Linked DNA regions of Homo sapiens: region 2 is linked to region 1. The links are chromatin loops, found by intact Hi-C in ENCODE. Cell type or tissue: PC-9. All regions are shown on one strand. Each heading gives the region's core, and the rest is flanking DNA. Links, peaks and the distances in the headings are about the cores only.

What was found. Peaks named below come from ENCODE experiments on the same cell type or tissue, not always from the same donor. Only the 100,000 strongest peaks of a DNase experiment are listed, where the experiment ranks them.
Region 2: it touches region 1 in a loop (7-fold over the local background); 62 of 110 quality-filtered maps call a loop at or near these places.

What each region holds. Positions count from the first base shown.
Region 1 is chr3:63,988,675-63,998,878 of GRCh38, reverse strand. ATXN7 (ataxin 7) reads right to left here. Exons shown (of 13, transcript NM_001377405.1): 10 at 8,505-8,703; 11 at 8,020-8,141; 12 at 2,396-3,374. Among named protein-coding and RNA genes, the nearest start is that of PSMD6-AS2, 10 kb to the left of the region's middle. In PC-9, for the core only: CTCF peaks have their summits at 4,890 and 5,092 (motif pointing right); a DNase peak (open chromatin) is centred at 5,058.
Region 2 is chr3:63,909,519-63,919,722 of GRCh38, reverse strand. It overlaps ATXN7 (ataxin 7), which reads right to left. Exons shown (of 13, transcript NM_001377405.1): 3 at 6,800-7,135; 4 at 6,498-6,566. The coding sequence starts at 7,124. It also overlaps SCAANT1. Among named protein-coding and RNA genes, the nearest start is that of ATXN7, 51 kb to the right of the region's middle. RefSeq lists a silencer at 6,822-7,661 and an enhancer at 7,992-8,071. In PC-9, for the core only: no CTCF peak of the experiment used is centred there; DNase peaks (open chromatin) are centred at 1,192, 1,582, 5,212 and 7,712; H3K4me3 peaks cover 3,444 bases; H3K27ac peaks cover 4,283 bases.

The DNA.
Region 1 (10,204 bases), core at 184-8,183:
TTAGAAAACTTCAACTAGCCCAGTTATTTTTGTTTTAATGGCAGCTCCACAAGGAACAGCAAGTAGAGGTCCCTACTTTTGTAACAGCAGCATTCTTTAAAGCATTTTGGGGTCACGAGTCCCTTTGAGATTCTTATGAAAGCTATACGATAAATGAACAAAGACATAAAAATGTGCAATACTTCTTGGGGTTCAATGATCCTTTGATCTCTAAGCAAGCACCCCTGCTCTTGCCCCAGGATTTGTGTAGCATAATAAAAAGTATTCCTCTGCACAGAGAAAATCTCTCTCAAACACAAACTTAAGTGGAAACTGATTTTAACTGATTTTAAGGAAAAAGCCCAAAGTTAGGCTGTCTGTGTTGTTCTAGTAAGACATAGTGCCACTACATGGTAAAAATCAAAGGTGGCAAAATGGCAGGTCATGAGCCAAAGATGGCCCACAGATACATAGGCTATACCAGATTTAAGAAGAGAAAAAAAAGTGTGTGTGTATACGTGTGTGTATACATATATATATACACACACACATATATCTCAACTAAATTTCACATGCAAGTCCAGATCTGCAGCCTCTCTTTAAAACTGGTAACAAATGTCTGGAAGCAGCTGCTCCATGTCCCCCCAATTTCTAGTAGGCACTGTCAATCTCTGCTGTGCCCCACCTGGCCCCCCCCCCTTCTGTCCTTTTTGTTACTTGTGGGCATTAAGATCTACACTCCTGTCTAAATGAAGACAGTGTGCTCACTAATACAGATGTGAGATGGACATTACAGCACAATGGAATGCCCCTTCCGTGGGGATCATGTCTCTCTCAAAGACGGTGCGTTGAAGAATCGGCACACCATGTCTTCTGTGTTTATATTGGACTGTTATGCTTATAAACTGTAATGAGTAACTACAAACCAAGAAGGAAAAGCACACTTCTCATTTGTCCAGGAATCCCATGATCAGAATGCCAAACAACATATAATAACCCATAATGCATGCAGCTAGTTAAATTCACAAATATTTTCCCCATACCTTTGGCAATGGGTGTTAATTCACCCAAATATTAGAGGAAAATTATATCACACTACGAAAATACTAAGAAACTTCTTGGTATTTTCTGAAAAAGTCCTAACCCGGCTGGCATTTGAGTTAAGTTCTGAAGACGAGGAAGGGGAAAAAAAATCATGAAAAAGAGCCTCACATTTTAAGTCAGGGCTCTGGGGTGATGTTGCTGAAATTCCTGTTCGTAAGCAAGGTGAGGAGATATCCTGATGAATAAAATAACAAGATGAGAGATGAGCTGGAAGTTAGAGCAAAGGAAGCTGGAAGAAACAGCTACAGGTGAGGTCAGTAACAGGCAGAAGAGCTGGGACGAGACAAAAATACAGCCTAAGAGAGAAAGTCATGGTTAATTATGAATCCCACAACCACTTAGCCACTTCTCTACTGATGGGTTCATATGCAGACTTCTTTTTAACTATGAGCTTGGAATGAGATTTCAGTCTTCTGCTATGCCCATACTGAATCCTGTTTTCCTGCCTCCCTCAAAAACGGGAAGAGAAAATATGGGGTGAGATTTAACCAGAATATCTGAAATTCTTTTGAGAGGGAAAAATAATAAATGCTCTTTTTTTTTTGAGACATAGTCTCATAGGCCGGATGGAGTGCAGTGGCGCGATCTTGGCTCACTGCAACTTCCGCCTCCCGTGTTCAAGCAGTTCTCCTGCCTCCACCTCCTGAGTAGCTGGGATTACAGGCGTGCACCACCACACCCAGCTAATTTTCGTATTTTTAGTAGAGACGGGGGTTTTACCATGTTGGCCAGGCTGGTCTTGAACTCCTGACCTCAAGTGATCTACCTGCTTCAGCTTCCCAAAGTGCTGGGATTATAGGCGTGAGCCGCTGCACCCAGCCTCATTTTAAATCTTAAATCACCCCTTTCTAGATCAGTTTGATTTTAGCGCAGCTTTCCTCAGCGGAACATACTAAAGAACCACTATCCAGGAAACAATGCCTGCTTCCTTCCTTAAAGCCTCGAATGGCACACACTTCACAGCACTGGGATAACACATTACTGGCTATTTCATAAAGGGGCTACCCTCCAATTATGATTTTGCTGTCACAACCGATGCTTTCTGCAGCTCTACTAAAAATGCATTACTGTAGTTTCTTTACTGAAGAACATCTTCCAAAGGCACCAGAAATTCTGGCAGAAGAGCCTGTTTTACCTTCATACGGCCGTGAACCTTTTTTTTTTTTTTTTTTTTTTTTAAGAAGACACCATGAAGCTGAATATCTGTTTACAAACCAACCAACCAACCCAACCAAACACATTTCTGAGCTGACAAAAGATCTTAAGGGAGAAGAAATGGGCATTCCCATGGGGCTCACAGTCCATTTCCTACCTGATGAAGGAGGGAACTGTTCATCAGTCCTTGTGCCCCTGGGATGGTGCCTGTGTGTTTCATGTGGACATTGTTCACGGCTGGCACTTTGGCAACCTTTGTGGGTTTGCTGCTGCTGTTGTTGATGCTGCTCGAGCTGGGTGAGCACTTTCTTTTCTTTCCTATGAGTTTGTCTAGAGGAGTGTGTGAGTGGGAAAAACTGCCGTGGGAGTTGACAGGCAGTTCATTGGACTGGTGAATGAATGGCCCAAGAGAAAGAGTAGAATCACTGCTGTTCACCATCACACTCATCCTCTTGATGGATTCAGCAGGGCTCCCGGTGGGGGGGCCCCTCCCTGACTGGTCATGCCGGACGTTCACCGCATTTGCTTTATTCGTCACACAGTTGAGGCCGATGCTATGGGAAGATGTTACCGTTGAGGGGTAGGGAGGCCCAGAGTGAGCCACACAGTTTTTCCTAAAAGACTCCATGGAATGAGAAGAAGAGGAGGAGGAGGAAGAGGAGGAGGAAGAGTGAACCAACAGTGGGGAACTGTTTTTGCGTTTCTTTCCTGAGCCGCCACTGGTACTGCTACTGGCATTTTGACAGTTAGTGCTGTTACCAGAAGACTCCTTGGGCCTCAAAGATTTGCTGGATTTCAATTTCTGAGGTTTCCTGGACATGGGGGAGGAAGGAACCGAGGAAAGGCCAGAGGGCGTGGAAGGGGATGAGGATGAAGAGGACACTTGTCTGGATTGCATACTGCACACAGGATCCATCGCCCCTGAAGCAGCAGGCTGTGCATTTAGTGTGGTTCCATGAGCTGGTACCGATTTGCTATTTGGGGAGATGCAGGTAGATGAGAGCAGGACTGGGGATGTAGAGACGGTGGCTGCTGCCAGATAGCTGACTCCACATTGTGATGTCGGCACAGAGTTTGTCCGGTGAGGAATACGTGTGGAGATGGGTGAGGTGGTACTGGGCACTGGTGGGATTTTCCTGAAAAAAATTAGAGGACAGTGAATGACACTGACCACAGCCATTCACAGAGACTTTCAGATGGCACCACCCTCTTTGCTTGTGACAAAGAGAAACCATCCACATCAAAGCAATCACTCTGAACTACAAAGCCAATCCTGTCACCTCTCTCCTTCAAATTCTTTAATGCCTTCCTGGTACAGTTCTTACAGAACTGTATGTGTGCAACTCCCCGCTGCTATTGCCCCAGCCTCTAGCTCCACCTCCCACCCCCAACGCCCCCGTTCCCTGCTTCCAGCCACTGTACTTCCTTATATTCTGAGAAAATGCCATGACCCAATACCCCAGCTTCTGCTCATCCTTTAAGTGTCGGATTGCTAATCACCAAATCCTCTGCAGAGAGAGTCATCCCCAGCTTAATTACCGTTGTGGTCCTAGTGTTCAGCACAGTGCAGGAAACACAGAAGGCACTGAATAAATGTCGAGAGAAGTCAGGAATGAATGAGAGAAAAGGAAGGGTGCAGCTAATTAACAGCAACTGCTAGGTCATAACTATTGGCCTGAACAAGGGAATAAAGCCCCACAGTATCAAGGGATATTCAGCATGGTGTTGTAACAATGGATTCTGTTAAGAATGTGTGGGCAAGGTATTTATTAGGGGATGCGGAAACCATCTAAATTCAAACCAGGGAGGGTCTCCTTTTATTTTAGCTCTGAATCTTAAATGTGACAGTAACAAAATTTCAAAAACTTCTTTGGCAGAATTTAAACCGAGGTGGCAGAAGACAAAAAGGCCTGACTGGAAGGCAAGTGCCAGGATTGCCTTGATCCTGACTTAAGGGGTAGCCCTGGCTGACCTGGCCACTACCCCAGTGAGAGAGCTGGCCTAGACTGCTGCCCAGGTGATTTCCAGATGCTTTTAAAGACTACTGTTATTAATAAAATGAATTAATGACTGCAAGTATTTGCAAATGCTTTAAAAATCCCATTCGGCCAGGCGCAGTGGCTCACAACTGTAATCCCAGCACTTTGGGAGGCTGAGGCTGGTGGATCACTTGAGGTCAGGAGTTTGAGACCAGCCTGGCCAACATGGTGAAACCCCATCTCTACTAAAAATACAAAAATTAGCCGGGCATGGTGGTGTGCACCTGTAATCCCAGCTACTTAGAAGGCTGAGGCAGGAGAATCGCTTGAACCGGGGAGGTGGAGGTCACAGTGAGCTGAAATCACACTACTGCACTCCAGCCTCGGTGACTGAGTGAGGCCCTGTTTCAAAAACAAAACAAAACAAACAAAAAAACCCAAAACCCCATTCAAGGGTACAGCTCTGGCCTGATGTTAGTGCTTCTCAACTCCAGCTGTTGCACATTACAGTCACCTGTGGAGCTTAAGCCACATCCATAACGATTACACCAGCGTCTCTGCGGGGAGTGGGGACAGACATCAGTCATTTCTAAATCTTTCCAGGGGATTCTAATGTGGAGCCAAGATTGAGAGGCTAGGCTCTCTCTCCCCGCACTACTCATAGAGGAGGGTGGCAGGCAGTGTCATTAATTACCTGAGAGGTTGGTTAGGAAAACTGAGTTCCTGGGCCCCACCCTAGAATGATGCATCAGAAGCTGCATGGCAACAAGGCCCCTGGGTGATTCTGGAGCATTCAGAAGCCCTGCTCTAAATGAAGTCCAGGCCCTACTGCTCACTGGGAGCAGTGGCTTCTCATGACCACCAGGTGGCTCAGGAAGCCAGGGCCTAAAGACCAGGCTGCCTGGAACCAAATCTCGAGGAAAGGAAAAGCCTTCTAGAGCAGGGAAGGATGTGGATCTCTCCGGGAGGCAATCACAAGTTCCTCTTAGAAAAGCTCTTTTAAGTAGTTAATTACTCTTTTGTGTATAAAGAGGCAAAGTAACAATATGTACTCATACTGACTTGTGTTTGCATAAATAAACTATGTAGAGATACATAAAAAATAATAAAAATGTCTGTGGGGGCTAGGTGGAAAACAAGCATGTAGGAGACAGGAGGACTCGGTTTTCAATGTATGCCTCTTTATACTCGTTTTTCTTTTTTTTTTTTTGAGACGGAGTCTCGCTCTGTCACCCCCAGGCTGGAGTGCAGTGGCGCGATCTCGGCTCACTGCAAGCTCTGCCTCCCGGGTTCACCCCATTCTCCTGCCTCAGCCTTGGTTTTCCTTTTTTAAGCCCAGTGATTGTATTACCATTTCAAAAAGTAAAAAAAAAAAAAAAAAAAAAATACACCAACAAAAATCTTTGAAAACCATCCCAGCCCCTTCTTAGGGAATATGGGATACTGGTCCCAAATCAACAGAGGACAAGTAGTTCACAGAAATCATAGAAGGTGGGCAGTGGCCTTTCAGGTTATGGCCATGCTGCAGAGAAAGTGCTGGTCTAATTTCACCACTGGCCTGAGACTCCACAAACTGAAGTTTACTCATTTCATACTCAATTCCCACCTCACTTACCTTCAATTTTACCACAATAACCCTGTAAGGAAGGATTTTGGGCTGAGCCGGTAGGGTGGGACCTGGATCACTTTGAAAGTTTCCTTGAGGGCTTCAAAGATGCCAGGTGAGAATAGTTCTCTGGATGAGAAGTGCTGAGCTCCCCAGAGAAAATCTCAGGGGCTGCCTGAAAAGGCCGCCAGCACTCCTATGTTGGGAGGCAACATGCACCAAGTTCCCCTCTGCCCCAAGCCTATGTGTCAGCTCATTACTGAGCAACACGTCCCTTGTTGCTGTAGACTTTTTAAAAACCAATGGTCATGCTAATGGAAAGGGTTGGTTTCCTTCTCCCCGGAAGCAAGTAGGCAGCCTTCAGACAGAACAGAGTAGACAGCAGAGTCGACCTTATGATCTTACTTTTTAAAAAGTTCACATCAAGAGGAAAGTCTCACTATACAAGCCACTAGGAACTGAAACTATCTTTGCCCAAACTGTTGGTCATGAGCCACATACCAACATAATGTGGATAAAACATTCAGAAATCCATTCTAAACTCTTAGGAGTACATTAAACCCATAGTTTCATGAGCTCAGTGTGCTTTCCAACTCCCAATGGGTAGTCTGAAGAAATATGAAGTTGAGATTTCATGTATCTTAGGGAGTTCTGGTGTGGAAAAACCCCTGCAGAACCCCCAAACCCAGTCCCCTGATTCTGTGTCTAGCCAGGGACAATGTTCCTTCATAAAGAAGAACCTCTTATCCAGCAAGAACCAGAAAGAAATATGAAAAAGAAAAGCAGAGTAACAGTGCTCTGAATCTGGTGTTCTAAGGAAACGGATGTAAGTCCTGCTAATGATCATGGAGATGGTTCTTTGGGTTGCAGACAATCCAAGGCCTCCGACTAGCGTCTGACTTTATTAGGAAACCAAGGCAGGGAGTCAAATGAATGTACTGGCAGAGTCCATTTAAGGAGGCACTAGTAAATAATGCCCAAACAGAGGATCTGGGATGGCCTGGGGATTACTGGACAGTCACTTTAGCAAAGCTTACTATTCACCAAAGTCACTCCCACCGAATACTAGTTCTCCAAGATGTTCCCCTAAAAAAGGTTCCGAGGTGAAAAGAGCTTGGGACATGTTCCACATTATACATGACGTGACATTCCCTGCTTCAAGAGTTACAAAGCACAGTGCCCATTAAGGCTCTGACAAGTTCTGCAGTAAAAAACAGAACCTTTTTTTTTTTTTACAGGAAAGGCTGAGTTAAACCTTTTTGGCCATGGAACTCTTCTTCCACTTAAAATCCTGTTTGGGAAGCATTAGGTACATAATATCACACAAGGTGTCTTAAATTGCAAACTGGAGCACATGGCTCCTCTACCTAAAACCTTCAACACTGAAACAATTTCAGTGTCACCTGGCCCCTGCTGGTTTCTTGGACCTCATCCTTGTACTGTGCTCAATTTCTTGCTATTTCTTCAACAAACTGTCTTTTCTGACTCAAGACCTTGACACAGCTGCTTCCTTCTGCCCAGAACCCACTCCTCCCTACTGTCCCAGTGACTGCTGTTTCTCATCCATCCTTCTCAGTTCAAGGACTGCCTCTTTCTTCAGAGAGGCTTTCCCTGAATCCCTCTGGCCTCTGTATTTTCAGCTCTTTACTTGAAAACATGTTACCTCTAGGTTCAATTCCTGGCCCTACCACTAACTTGCTGCATGACACTGTATCTCAGTTTTGTCATCTATTAAAAAAACAAAACAAAAAAAAAACCAGGGGTGGGGGGAGGGTATAATCATGGTCACCTGACAGAGAATTGTGAATGTTAAGTATATTTAAGTTGTTTGGTGTATAGTTGGCTCTCACTAAGTCTTGCTGATTGTTATTGTTTCCATTCTGTCACTTAGGACAAGCTATCATCTCCTTATTCTTCTGTAGACTAGTTTTTTTCTCCCCTTACCCAATCCCAACTAGACTGTGAGCTCCATACATGTGGGAGTCCTTCTGCTTTGAATGCCAGCACCCACAACAATATGTAGTTGTGGGGTAAAGGGGTAAATGAATGAATGAATGACAAGGCACCTTCTTCTCAGGGCCAAAGGCCAGTTTTGTTTAGATAAGCATATCTTCATAACATCAGTCTCACAGGAAATAAAAGACAATGCAGCACTGTGTAAAGTCAGCTCCTCTCCCAAGAACAACAGGCACTCACTTCCATAGCTGTGCATTCAGATGCTTCTCCACCATGAGGTTGAGGGCGCAGCGAAGTCGATTCCACCTGGAGTCAAACACGTAATAGCCTCTTCCTATCTGCCGGCTCCCAAATGTGCAAAACTGCAAGAGAAAACATAGCCGCGTGCTTGCTGACTCCCACACTGGCATGCCCAGTCAGGGTTCTAGATCCTTCAGGAAAGGAGCTAATCAGGAAAGACAGAACTGCCTCTGAGTACCGGAGGCTGTGAAGCATGAGAGTGACAATGCCTAGCCCTGAGCGTCATGGAAGAGAAAGGGAAAAAAGCACGAGATGTCCCCCGTACAGAGTGTGTGCTGCCTCTGGGGCACCCTGTTTTGAACTTCTCTCACACCTTGACCGCGTCCCACACATACGGGCATGCCAAGATCCCTGGCGCGCCCCCCTGCAGTGCCCTGTCCATGCTGTGTGGGGAGGGTCAACGCGGGGGTGGACGTGGAACTTACAGATGCTGGCTGAGGATGATGACCTGAATAATGACAGTCCAGTTTTTCAACAGACTCTTCTTTGTCATCGCCTTCGCCCTCCTCACTGGATAACCGAGAAGCTGGCTCAGTGGCAGGCAGGGGAGGGTGTGGAGATTCATGGACTGGAGGAGGGTCAATGGGGGCACTCCCACCTTGCTGAGCAGGGCAGCCTGGAGGCCTTGGTGAGTAGAAAGTGCAGCACGGATCAGATCACACACCTGGGAATCAGCCACCTTAACTGAGATACAACAGTGTGTCCAAAACAACCTAGCAGAGGCCTGGGTTCCACCTCTAGCACTGGGGGAAAACAGATGCTGATCCAGGTGGCTTGGGAGTAAAGGAACCTCTCTCCTGAACTGCAGGATGTTAAGTTCAGCTGTTTGCCAGATACAATCAAGGTAACTTAGAACGAATCCTTTCTATTGCCATTTGGGTGGTTCAGATCCCTCTTCTATTCTCCCCCAAAGAAGGGGAAATACATGTGGAATTTAACAGAATTCTTTGATTCCTCTTCAAATTTCAACTGGATTTGGTTTACCTACACAATAAATGAAACATAGTTGTCCCTCGGTATCCATGGGGAATTGAGGCCAGGACCTCCTGGGGATAGCAAAATCTGCAAATCCACAAATGTACAAAGTGGCCTGATATAAAATGGTGTAGTATTTGCATATAACCTATGCGCATCCTCCCGTATACTTTAAATAATCTCTAGATTATTTTAGTACCTAATACAATGTAAATGCTATGTAATGTATTGTTTAGGGAATACTGAGACAAGAAAAAAAAAAAGCCTATACATGTTCAGTACGACACAATTTTTCTTTCCCCAAATAGTTTCAATCTGCAATTGGTGTAAACCACGGATGTGAAACCCATGGATACAGAGGGCTGACTGTAATTTGCAAAATGCTCTAAGATAACCTAGGAGAGACAGGAGGTGATACAAGAATAAGGTGGTATTACCACTTTATGTGGATAGCCTACAGCCTCTTACTCAAGGGCAGTAATGTATTTTTCCTACACCTACAATGGTCTCTGGAATTAAGCTTACATTTTTCTAGATGCAAAAACTTCAATGAGAAGATGACCAAAGAAAGGACTTGGGGAGGAAATCTCTGGCCAGGTCCTGACCACACTCTGAGGAGCCTCCTCTGATGGCTCCTCCAGCATACTGCACAGAAACCACAAAGCTCACGTTGGGACAGGCTCTAACAGGCACCTGGGTTTCCACGAGGGAGATGCTTCCACCTTTATGCAACCATTTTAAAGATCAGACATGTGAGGGTGAAATGGTAAGCAATAGCAGCCGAGGACTGGCACATTCCTCAGCAGAAGCTCTTGCTCCCAATAAATGAACGGCCAACACTGAAGCCCCTCTTTCTCTATGCCTTTCTCTTTCCCTTCCCTCTGGAAACTAGGTACAGTCTTTACTTCAACTTGGTTCAGTATGTAAGCACAAACACACACATATTCCACCATCACTGTCTCTGAGGTATGTGTATAAGTTCTCATTAAAACACTCTGATCCACTGTTTACTCTGCTACTAAAGTGCTAATACATGCTTGGGCCAAAGCCCCAAATGAATGAATGAAAACACATTGATAAACGGATGCTGTAAAAACTCAGGCTAAACGGCTTGTCCCTAGCAAGAATTCCCACTGCTATATAAAGACAA
Region 2 (10,204 bases), core at 908-8,907, 80 kb after region 1:
CCTAATGCTAAATGACGAGTTAATGGGTGCAGCACACCAACATGGCGCATGTATACATATGTAACAAACCTGCACATTGTGCACATGTACCCTAAAACTTAAAGTATAATAATTAAAAAAAAAGATAGTGAATGATAAAAGTGGACAAAGACAGCAACCTTCTTATGTGAAACCATTTCTACTCTCCATTATTTCCTTCTAACTCAACATGTTTCTTTAATATTGAATGAACTCTTGGTTTAAGACTAACGGATTTTATTATTTTGAAGATTCTCCCCTTCAAAATAGACAGTTCAAGAATAATAAGACTGTATTCTGCGATTCTGCAGATTGGGTTTCCTTTTATCAACCAAGGAATTCATCAGAACAGTGGTCAGCAAACTTTTCCTGTAAAGAACCAATAGTAAGTGTTTTGGGATTGGTGGGTCATATGGTCTCTGTTGTGTGTAGTCAACTCTGCTGTTCACTGTATGCAGCAAGCAGCCACAGACAAGTAAATGAATGCCCGTCACTACGTTTCAATAAAATTTAGTTATGGACACTGACACTGAAGTCTCATATAATTTTCACATGTCATGAAATCTTTTGAGTTTTTATTCCAACCAATGCAATGCAAAAACCATGCAGGCAAGATTTGGCCCACACGCTGCAACTGGGGAAAAGTCCCTGCTACAGGAGGGTCTTTCTGGGTCTCTGGGGGTTCCTGCACCTACGCGTTAGTGAAGAGCTTACAAGGAAGGAGACACGCACAGGAGCTGTCAGCAAGGACAATGCCCACTGTCACGGCCACGCTGATTCTCATCTATGGAGGTGTTTCTTAAGTGTGGGCGATCTGTAACCAAATCACCTGACTGCTCCTTACATGTGCATTAATGTTCAACAAGCACGAGGTGATGCTGAGGCAGGGAACTTGGATTTTACCGATTCCTGTCTGAGGCTTGGTTTATATCTGCACATAAGATATAAGCAGACTGCAAGTACTGCCATCTGCAGAACCTTTACACACCCACAGAGAGGATCAGGGATGGTAGCCTGACTTGCCTCAAAAGAAAGGTGCAGAACACAAAAAGCCTCCATTTTGCAGGAAATAAGTTGAAGTCCATGTGAGCAGAAAATAAAAACCAAAAGAAATGATATGCTTCAAAATAATTCACTGTGGGGAGTAGGGCAGAGTTTGTGAAGCAAGACTGGGCCATGACTCATTATTTGCTGAAACTGTGTGATGGATACAAGGAGGATCATTAAAATATTTTCTCTACTTTGTATGTTTCAAATTGTTCATAAGAAACAGTTGAGGAGAAAAGAAGACAAAAGAAACCCTAGAGAAAAACAGAAATGCTATTTAAGGGAGAGGATATTATACCCACAATGTAGTACCTTTAACAGTAAAATACTTCACAAACACCTGTTTTCCATTAATTAACCATGAACCATTTTTTTCCCCTAGGAAAGAAAAAAGGTGGTACTCTGTTGACTCAGTCTGTGTTTACTGAGGCTATCCAACTCCTAGCAAGCCTGTTTTGTTTGTTTGTTTGTTTGTTTGTTTTGAACTCTAGTTGCCTACAGGTGCTAACCACACACTTTTCCATCTTGCCCCAGGCTCAATCACGTTCAGGTTAATTATGAGAAGGAAATAACCTGTCATCAAGTGTGGACATCACACTGGGTTGCTATTCTACTTCTTTGCCTAAATATCAAAGATAAGAGAGGTGATGTCCTGTCTGTACCCTTTCTGGAAAGTGTAAATGGAGCACTATATTAAGGACAGAGCAACGAAAAGTGCTGAAACCTTCTGGCCTCCCCTGGGGCCATACAGCAACACCCCCTAAACACACAAACACACAGAATACTGTCTTCTTTTGGAGTCACAATACAATGAAAAATTGGTCATTTGAATCACACACTAGAGTGACTCAATTCAATCTTCCTAGTAGCTCTACTCATCCACTTTTGGGGCAAATATTTACTGAGCACAATGGTGTGCAGGAGCTGAATATGCCTTCATCAACAACACTCCTGCCCTCAGGGAACTTACTCTCTTAACAAGGAGCCATCACATAATGCAGAGTTTCAAATGCTGACACGTAGAATGCAGAAAGAAAAAGTACAGAGTACTTTGATACCACACAACGGTTAGACTTAGAGAAGTTATGGACAGCTTCCCAAAGAAGATGTCATTTTTCCCAATACCATTGTTGACTCCTACAATGACACAATATAGGTTTTAAAATCTGCTGTGCAACTAAGGCATTTAAAGTTTTTATTTTTTAAGGGTCTCTAAATATTCAGGCACTAATATAGAAACCCTAATCAGTTATTAGTACCAATTAATTCAATCTAAACATAATTTTGTTAACTTTCACAAATCCAAAATCTGTGGAAGTCCGGAATTTCACAAATCACCTTGGGGGAAAAAGCAGTAATTTGTCTTAATCATTTCAAAAACGTTTAATCATTTCAAAAACATCAACCAGGGTTGACGTTTAATCATTTCAAAAACGTCAACCAGGTGCAGTGGCTCATACCTGTCATCCCAACACTTTGGGAGGCCGAGGTGGGTGGATCACTTCTGGTCAGGAGTTCGAGACCAGGCTGGCCAACATGGTGAAACCCCGTCTCTACTAAAAATACAAAAAGTAGCCAGGCGTGGTGGCAGGTGCCTGTAATCCCAGCTACTTGGGAGGCTGAGGTAGGAGAATCGCTTGAACCCAGGAAGCGGAAGTTGCAGTGAGCACAGATCGTGCCTGTACCATTGCACTCCAGCCTGGGCGACACAGCGAGACTCCATCTCAACAACAATAACAACAACAACAACAAAAAGTCAAAATGTATTACCAATTTCTTCCCACCAAAATTAATCATGCTAACAACTAATATTGCAAATTACAGAACAAGAATAAGGCAATACAAATACAAGAATGCAAACAAAACTAGGTTGACCTCTGAAAAATAACCAAATTTTGTCTTAACATTTGCCTACTTGTGCCAAATGGCAGAAGAGGGAATGATATACTACCTAAACCACAAATAATTTCCCTCCATCTAAATCAAGAGTTCTAACCTTCTGCCACAACATTAACCCTTGGGTATTCTTGCCTTGGGTAGGTTTACTACCTAAACCACAAATAATTTCCCTCCATCTAAATCAAGAGTTCCAACCTTCTGCCACAGCATTAACCCTTGGGTAGTCTTGCCTGATAGGAGTTGGTCAAAGTAATGTGTTACAAGAGGAAAAAGTGAAAAGAAAAAACAGGCAGAGAGGTTAGCTTAGCAGTTTTGAATTTTAGGGGTGGGGACGTGTAAATGATCCTTTTGAGAATCCAAGGGAAGCTGTGAACACCTACCCTAGAAAACTGACATATTATTTTGCATACAATTTCAGGGGAACTACAATCCCCTGAAGCCTTTTCAAAGGTCACAGATTTTAAAACCCTGTACCTAGAAATATAGAATTAAGAAGTCAGGTTATCAACAGTTGAAAGAGTTAAAAGGAATTAGTGTGTACTGAGTCATTCACATATTATCTAATTTAATTTCAGCTCCTACAATAACCTTGGGAAGTAGGTAGTATTATCTTCCAAAGAGGGAAAGTATATTCAGAAAGATGAAATAACTAATGCAAGGTTAAGCAGCTTTCTCTCACATCCAGGCTTTCTAACCCCTAGGTCCAAAATTGCACATTGGAGAATTCAAGTCAAGTGCATATTCCTAGAGATATTTCAAGATGAGGAGTTTCTGGCGGGGGTGGTGGTTCATGCCTGTAATCCCAGCACTTCGTGGAGGCTGAGGCGGGTGGATCACCTGAGGTCAGGAGCTTCAGACCAGACTGACTAACATGGTGAATGAAACTCCATCTCTATAAAAAATACAAAAATTAGCCAGGTGTGGTGGTGCGTGCCTGTAATCCCAGCTACAAGGGAGGATGAGTCCAGAGAATCGCTTGAACCCAGGAAGCAGAGGTTGCAGTGAGCCGAGAACTTGCCACTGCACTCCAGCCTGGGTAACAGTCAGACACCGTCTCAAAAAAAAAAAAAAATAAATAAAGGGTCATTTCTGACTTCCAGTGATTCACTCACATGATCAATTTATCTACATATTTCTTCAATTTAACAAGAGGAATCAGTATGGATTCAACTTCAAAACATCTTTTCTTGGTAGCTGATAATTTTAAGCAGACAATGAATGAATAATAGTCTAATAAGTTTTGATAATATTAAATGTATTTTCATTTCTGAAGCAGCCTACAATGGTCTGTTAGGAGAACATAAAGGTCCACTGAGTGAGTGCTGAACATCCTCAAACTTGGATTTTAAAATATCCCCACATAATCCGCAAAGTCACAAACAAATGAAGAACTGACTGAATTTAAAACTTCGGTCTCAACTCAGACAGGTGTACGTTCCAAGTGGCCTGGTAGCTACAGCATCCTCTAAATGGTTAGAACAACTTTAAAAGGGGGAGGAGGGGAACCCTTAAAAAACACTAACAAGGGCCAGGCGGTGGCTCACACCTGTAATCCCAGCACTTTGGGAGGCCGAGGCAGGTGGGTCACGAGGTTAGGAGATTGAGACCATCGTGGCCAACGTGGTGAAACCTCCTCTCTACTAAAACACAAAAAATTAGCTGGGTGTGGTGGCCCGCCGCCTGCAGTCCCAGCTACTCGGGAGGCTGAGGCAGGAGAATCGCTTGAACCTGGGAGGTGGAGGTTGCACTGAGGAGGTGGAGGTTGCACTGAGCCAAGATCGCACCACTGCACTCCAGCATGGCCACAGAGTGAGACTCCGTCTCAAAAAACAAAACAAAACACTAACAAGATCCATGTCCCTTTTGTGCCTCAAGTAGGTAGTTTAACGTCTTAGTTCTTCATGAAAAACATGCTGATAAAAGTATCCCAACAGAAAATAATATATCTAGCAAAAATGAGGTACAGTCCCCTTAATTTGGTTGGGTCCCTGTCCAGCTCAAGGTACCCACTGAAACATTAATACACTTAACTCATCCTTTACAGCAGAATTATTGATAATTACAATCTTGTTTTCACACAGATTTAGAAACGTTTTATAGGATATGTATCCACACCCAGAGAATGAAAACTAAGAACAAGAGTAGGTCAGGTCCTCTAAAGTTCTACTCTAACTGCTTACTGTGAGAGTTGCCACCTAGTGATTTTAATTTTTTAAGCCCAGGCAGGCTGCCAATTCAGCACTAAAACCGGACTAGCAACTGATTTTTCATATTGCAACATCATCAACAAGTCCTGTGCTTTCCCTTGCTTTCCTTTACCCTCAAATAGCAATTCTCATTTTAAAAATCAACTAATTTGTTCTATAATCTGTTCCAATTGGAAGCTCTCATCGGGCTGTCACTGGTATTACTCTTCCTCCGAGTGCCAAGAGGCCAAAAAGCGCCCAATTCAAAAAAACCGAAACAGAGTTAAGTGAAGAAAAAGCAGGTGTGAAAAGCGAGAAGGAAATGTGAAGACAGTAACAATGGGCAAACTTTGGACTTAAAAATGTTCCAGTTGCCAAAGTTCTACCTATCCTTGGGCCATAGACAACAATTCTGCAAAATAAATGGCTACGAGTGAGAAATAAAATTGCATTCGGGGACTATAAACTCAGTATTCCGGGGCCAAACCTCACTCAAAGCCTTGTCCTAACTCACTGAAAGAATAACTTGAAACTGAACCCGAAGTTCACTGGACTTCAGAAGTCCTTTCTGACCACGGTATGCCCAGGCCTAGTGCAGGTATTAGACAACAAAAGCTTACTATTCAAAGAAAAAGAAAATCTCAAGAAAAAGTCTGACACTTTCCAGATACCTGGCCTGACTTTCATTTGGAGGCATACCCTATTTCCCTAGTGTATCTTTTTACCAAACAGTTTAAAACTAACAAATAATTAGACCCTGATTTCACCAGCCACGGGCAGTAAAGGCTTATTTGACCAAATAAAATTCTGGCTTTCTTTCCCCCGTGATATTGGCAGCTCGCAAAAAATCTGACCAAAATGCACTCCGGGTTATGATGACCTTTTTCTAACATCCCCAACTTGTACCTTAAATCCTACAGAAATAAGACTGCATAGGTAAAGCATCTTCTTTAAGTTCAAAATTCGTTTCGATTGCCAACAGAAAATGTCCCCTAAGCATTCGTGGAAAGGTTTCAAAGCTGAGAATTCCTTCCTCTACTCCTGTTTCTCCGTAAGGAGGTCAGAAATGCAGAGATCTAGGTTAAACTTCCCGCCGGTTCCCAGCGCTCATCACCAATAATGCTGCTCCTGCCTGGTCACAGAAGGATTCCGGACGCTCTCATTACAGGAGGCCCCCAAACCAAACTTTCCAAGCGCTCTGCCCCCTCCCTCCCTCCTCAGGCAGCATCTTCGCAGGCACGGGGAGTCGGGGAGTCGGTATGGTGGGCTGATGTTCCCGGTCCCAGTGAACTGTCAATGAAACTTCCCAGGGGTTTGTACAAACTCCATCAGGGGGGCTGGACTCACCTTCCCGACAGAGCCCCATGACTTCGCGGTTTTTCCCAAACTCCTTGAAACTTTCGTCCAATTCTGTCCCTAGGAGATATACACACACAGGAGGAGGGGAGAGGCAGGTCAGTGGCCAGGAGTGTGACGCACACTCACGCACGCACGGGGTAGGTGTGGGCACCTCCGCGTTCCGCAACCCAGCAAACGATAGCATCTCTGCCCCTCGAGGGGGCGGGTCACAGGAGGGGGGCAGGGGGGAGGGGAGGAGAGAGGAGGGGGTCGCGAGGGGGTGAAGGGGGGAGGAGGGCGTGGACACTCACCGTCCTTCCCAGGAAGTTTGGAAGCCTCAACCCACAGATTCCACGACTGTCCCAGCATCACTTCAGGACTGGGCAGAGGCCTGCGCTCCCCGACCGTCGCCATTGCGGCGGCCGAGGTGGAGGCGGCGCCGGGCCCGCCGTCCTCCGGCCGTGTGCGCCGTGGCGGCGGTGGCGGGTGCTGCTGCCGCTGGGGCTGCGGAGGCGGCGGCTGCTGCTGCTGCTGCTGCTGCTGCTGCTGCCGGGCGGCCGCGGCCGCTGCTCCGCCCGCCGCCGCCGCCGCGCGGCGCGGCTCCCCCCTGACGTCATCCGCGGCCCGCTCCGACATTCTTTCCGCTCCTACAATGTAACAAAAAAAAGGGGGAAAGAGTCGCGCGGGGGCCGTTTTTTAAGGAGGCGCCAGGGAGTTCCGGCGGCGTGCGCGGCCCGCGGACCGGGTGGGGCACGCTGACAGCGCCCCCATGGCCGCCCAGCCCCCCGAGCCCGCCTCCTCAAGGCCACCCCCCGCCCCGGGCTCAAAGTCCGCGGCGCGGGCTAGCTTTCGCTTTCGACTCCCGCGGCCGCCCGAGGGAGGGGACGGGCAGCAGGCGGCCCGCCACCGCGGCGCTGGGTCCCCTGCCTGCTTCTGCTCAGAGGACCTGGCGCGGAGGCCAGCGCCGGAGCGGCCCGGCTCCAACCCCGCGCCCCACCATGGCAGCCCGCGCGGGGAAGCCCGAGCCGCACCCCAGGACCTCCAGCTGCCCACCCTTCGGCCGCTTGCATCCCCGGGCCCGGCCCGGCTGCCCCGCTCCTTCCTTCCGTCCGCGCGTCCGTCCGAGCGGCGGCACCCGGCCGGCTCCCTTAAGCGGAGACGCCTCCCGCCGCCTCCTCCCACTTGCCGGTCCCTCCCTCTCAGCTCGCTCCGGCGAAGTTTGCACGTCAAGCCCCCGGACTGGAGCCAGGGCGAAGTCGGAAATGCAGCCACCTATGGAGGAGCCGGCCGGCCGGCCCCAGGGCAGCGCGGGAGAGGCTGGTGCAGGGGGCACTTTGCCCTCGGCTTGCGGGCGGCCGCAGAGTTGTCAAAAGCATGAATGGGAAGCCGCCGCAGAGCGGACTCCGGGCGTGCAGGGAACCTTGGGCTAGCGGGGAAGTGCCTCCCAGGTGTCTGCCCAGGTGTCAGGACGAAGTACCGTGTGCACGCCACGCCGCCCACATGTGTGCCCCCGACCCGCAATTGGAAGTCACACTGTGCGCCTGGGGAACTTGAATTCGTCCAGCAAAGAGAGAACATGAGATCAGTGTGCGAGGGAATGGAGGAGAGTGAAACAAACCGAGAGAAGCTTTAACCCGTGTACATATTTTAGAGGCACCACCCCAAGTTTCTGGAAGTGATTCATTCACCCCAAAAGTAAAAATCTGATTCATTTTTAACTTGAGTTGTTAGTCCTTCCCTCTTTATGGTTGTCTTTTCTTGGGCAGGACGAGACCCTAGGGATTAGGAGAATATAAGGAATTCCTACAAAACATGTTTAGAAAATACTGTTTTCGGTCAAATTTTGTTCACTAAATTAAGCATTGGCCCGCAAAACTTAGCACCCCTCCCCAACATACACAACATTTGCTTAGCGATAGGCTACAGATGGCAAAATAAAAGGCTACTTAATGACCTAAAGCATTAAAAATACTTGAAACAGTAGCAGACCACACCACTTTCAATAATTGTTGATATTACTATTTTCTCAAATTGATGTGAAAATTTGAAGCCTGAGACAAAAACAGTGATTCTTATCAGCATGTTTCACGCATGTTTCACACTGCAGTAGTATCAACTCCTGTAATGTGTGTCAGAGATGCTTGCTCACAAGTGCTTTCTCTGACTAGATGGGGAGGAAGTGGAATTCTTTTTTTTTTTGTACCTCAAACATCTGATGTGACAGAGGTAGCCAACTTCTTTGTTGGTCCAACTTGCAGAAACACAGGAAGTTTACATAAGCATAAAAATTAATAAAGAAATGTCACTGCAACCCAAACATAAGGTGGGATTGCTAGAGAGGGTTTGGGGTTCAAAATTTAAAAGCGCACACACACACACATACTTACACATACACACACACACACACATTTTTATTTTAGAAAGATTTAGAAATAAGTCTGTAAAATTTTTTCCTGGATTGCGTGCAAACAAGTCCAAAAAGTGAAACCATGGTTACTTCCTGTCCTTATCAAAATAACCAAAATAGTAGAAATGATTGGAAAGATTTAATTTTAAAAATCATTTCTACAGCTTTAACTTCCTCCATAAGACTATCAATGAGAAAAATGCACAGGAGTAAAACATATAATTCCCTTGACAGGAATAGAGTTCCCTTCTAACTTTTAACATAGCTTAGATGACCCCTATGCAGATTTTCAATTTTTCATTCATTCCAAATCACTGCAAAATCTGAATAATTACATGAAAACACCCAACCTCTGTTTTCCTAAAGTACACAATTTATTACTTGGAATTGTGAAATTCTACACTTAAGAAAAACGAAAATTTGGATTTTAACGGCATTTGAAGCTACCATTGAAAAGAAAAGCTTGCGGCCACCAAGCCATATAGATAACAAAGGGAGCTTGCTTGTTGAGTACAGCTCTTCAGATCCCTGAAACTACAGAGTGAGAACAAAAATAAGGAGAATGGCAAACATGAAGTATGGTCCTACTTCCTCAAGACATTGCTTGACTTTCCTCTTTTGGATGTGAAACTACTTCAAGATTCACTAATATGACTTCTAGCCAATGGGGATCAATGCAGCAATTTAGAGTACTTCAACTTCTTTCCCAATTCCTGCTTGATACCTCTTTTTTTCTTCAAAGTTTTTGATTGGTTTAATAAAACACAAGCGGGCTTAAAATGAAAAATATTAAGTATCCTCTTGGCATTATGATCGTTATTAAGGGAAATTATTACAAATAGCAGTTACCAATTATTGAGTACCTCAATACTCAAAACTAATAGCAAGCTATCAATTATTGAGGAATCTCATAAATAAGCACTATAAATAAGTGTCTTATATTAAACTGAGCAATTCAGCTCAATCCCTTAGGAAACTTACTATCAAACTGAAGAGGATGTGCAGACAAGAGATTGACGGGCATTTCCTGGTATTTCTTCAACCAGTTCTCTTTTGCTGCAGCCAATGCATTTTACCCACTCTTTCTTCACCCATAAAAAAGTCCTAACTCCTAGAAATGTTCTGATATCCATAGTCGTTAGAAGTTTCCTTAAAGTTGGAATGAGTCACCAAAAAAAGTCAAAACAGCAAGCTGACACACTGCATCTGATATCTGAATTTTGGCAACTTTTAAAAGCATTCCTTATGCAAAGCATACTGTTTATAAACAAGAGTACAACAGAAACCCAATACTTAGCTGTATTACCTA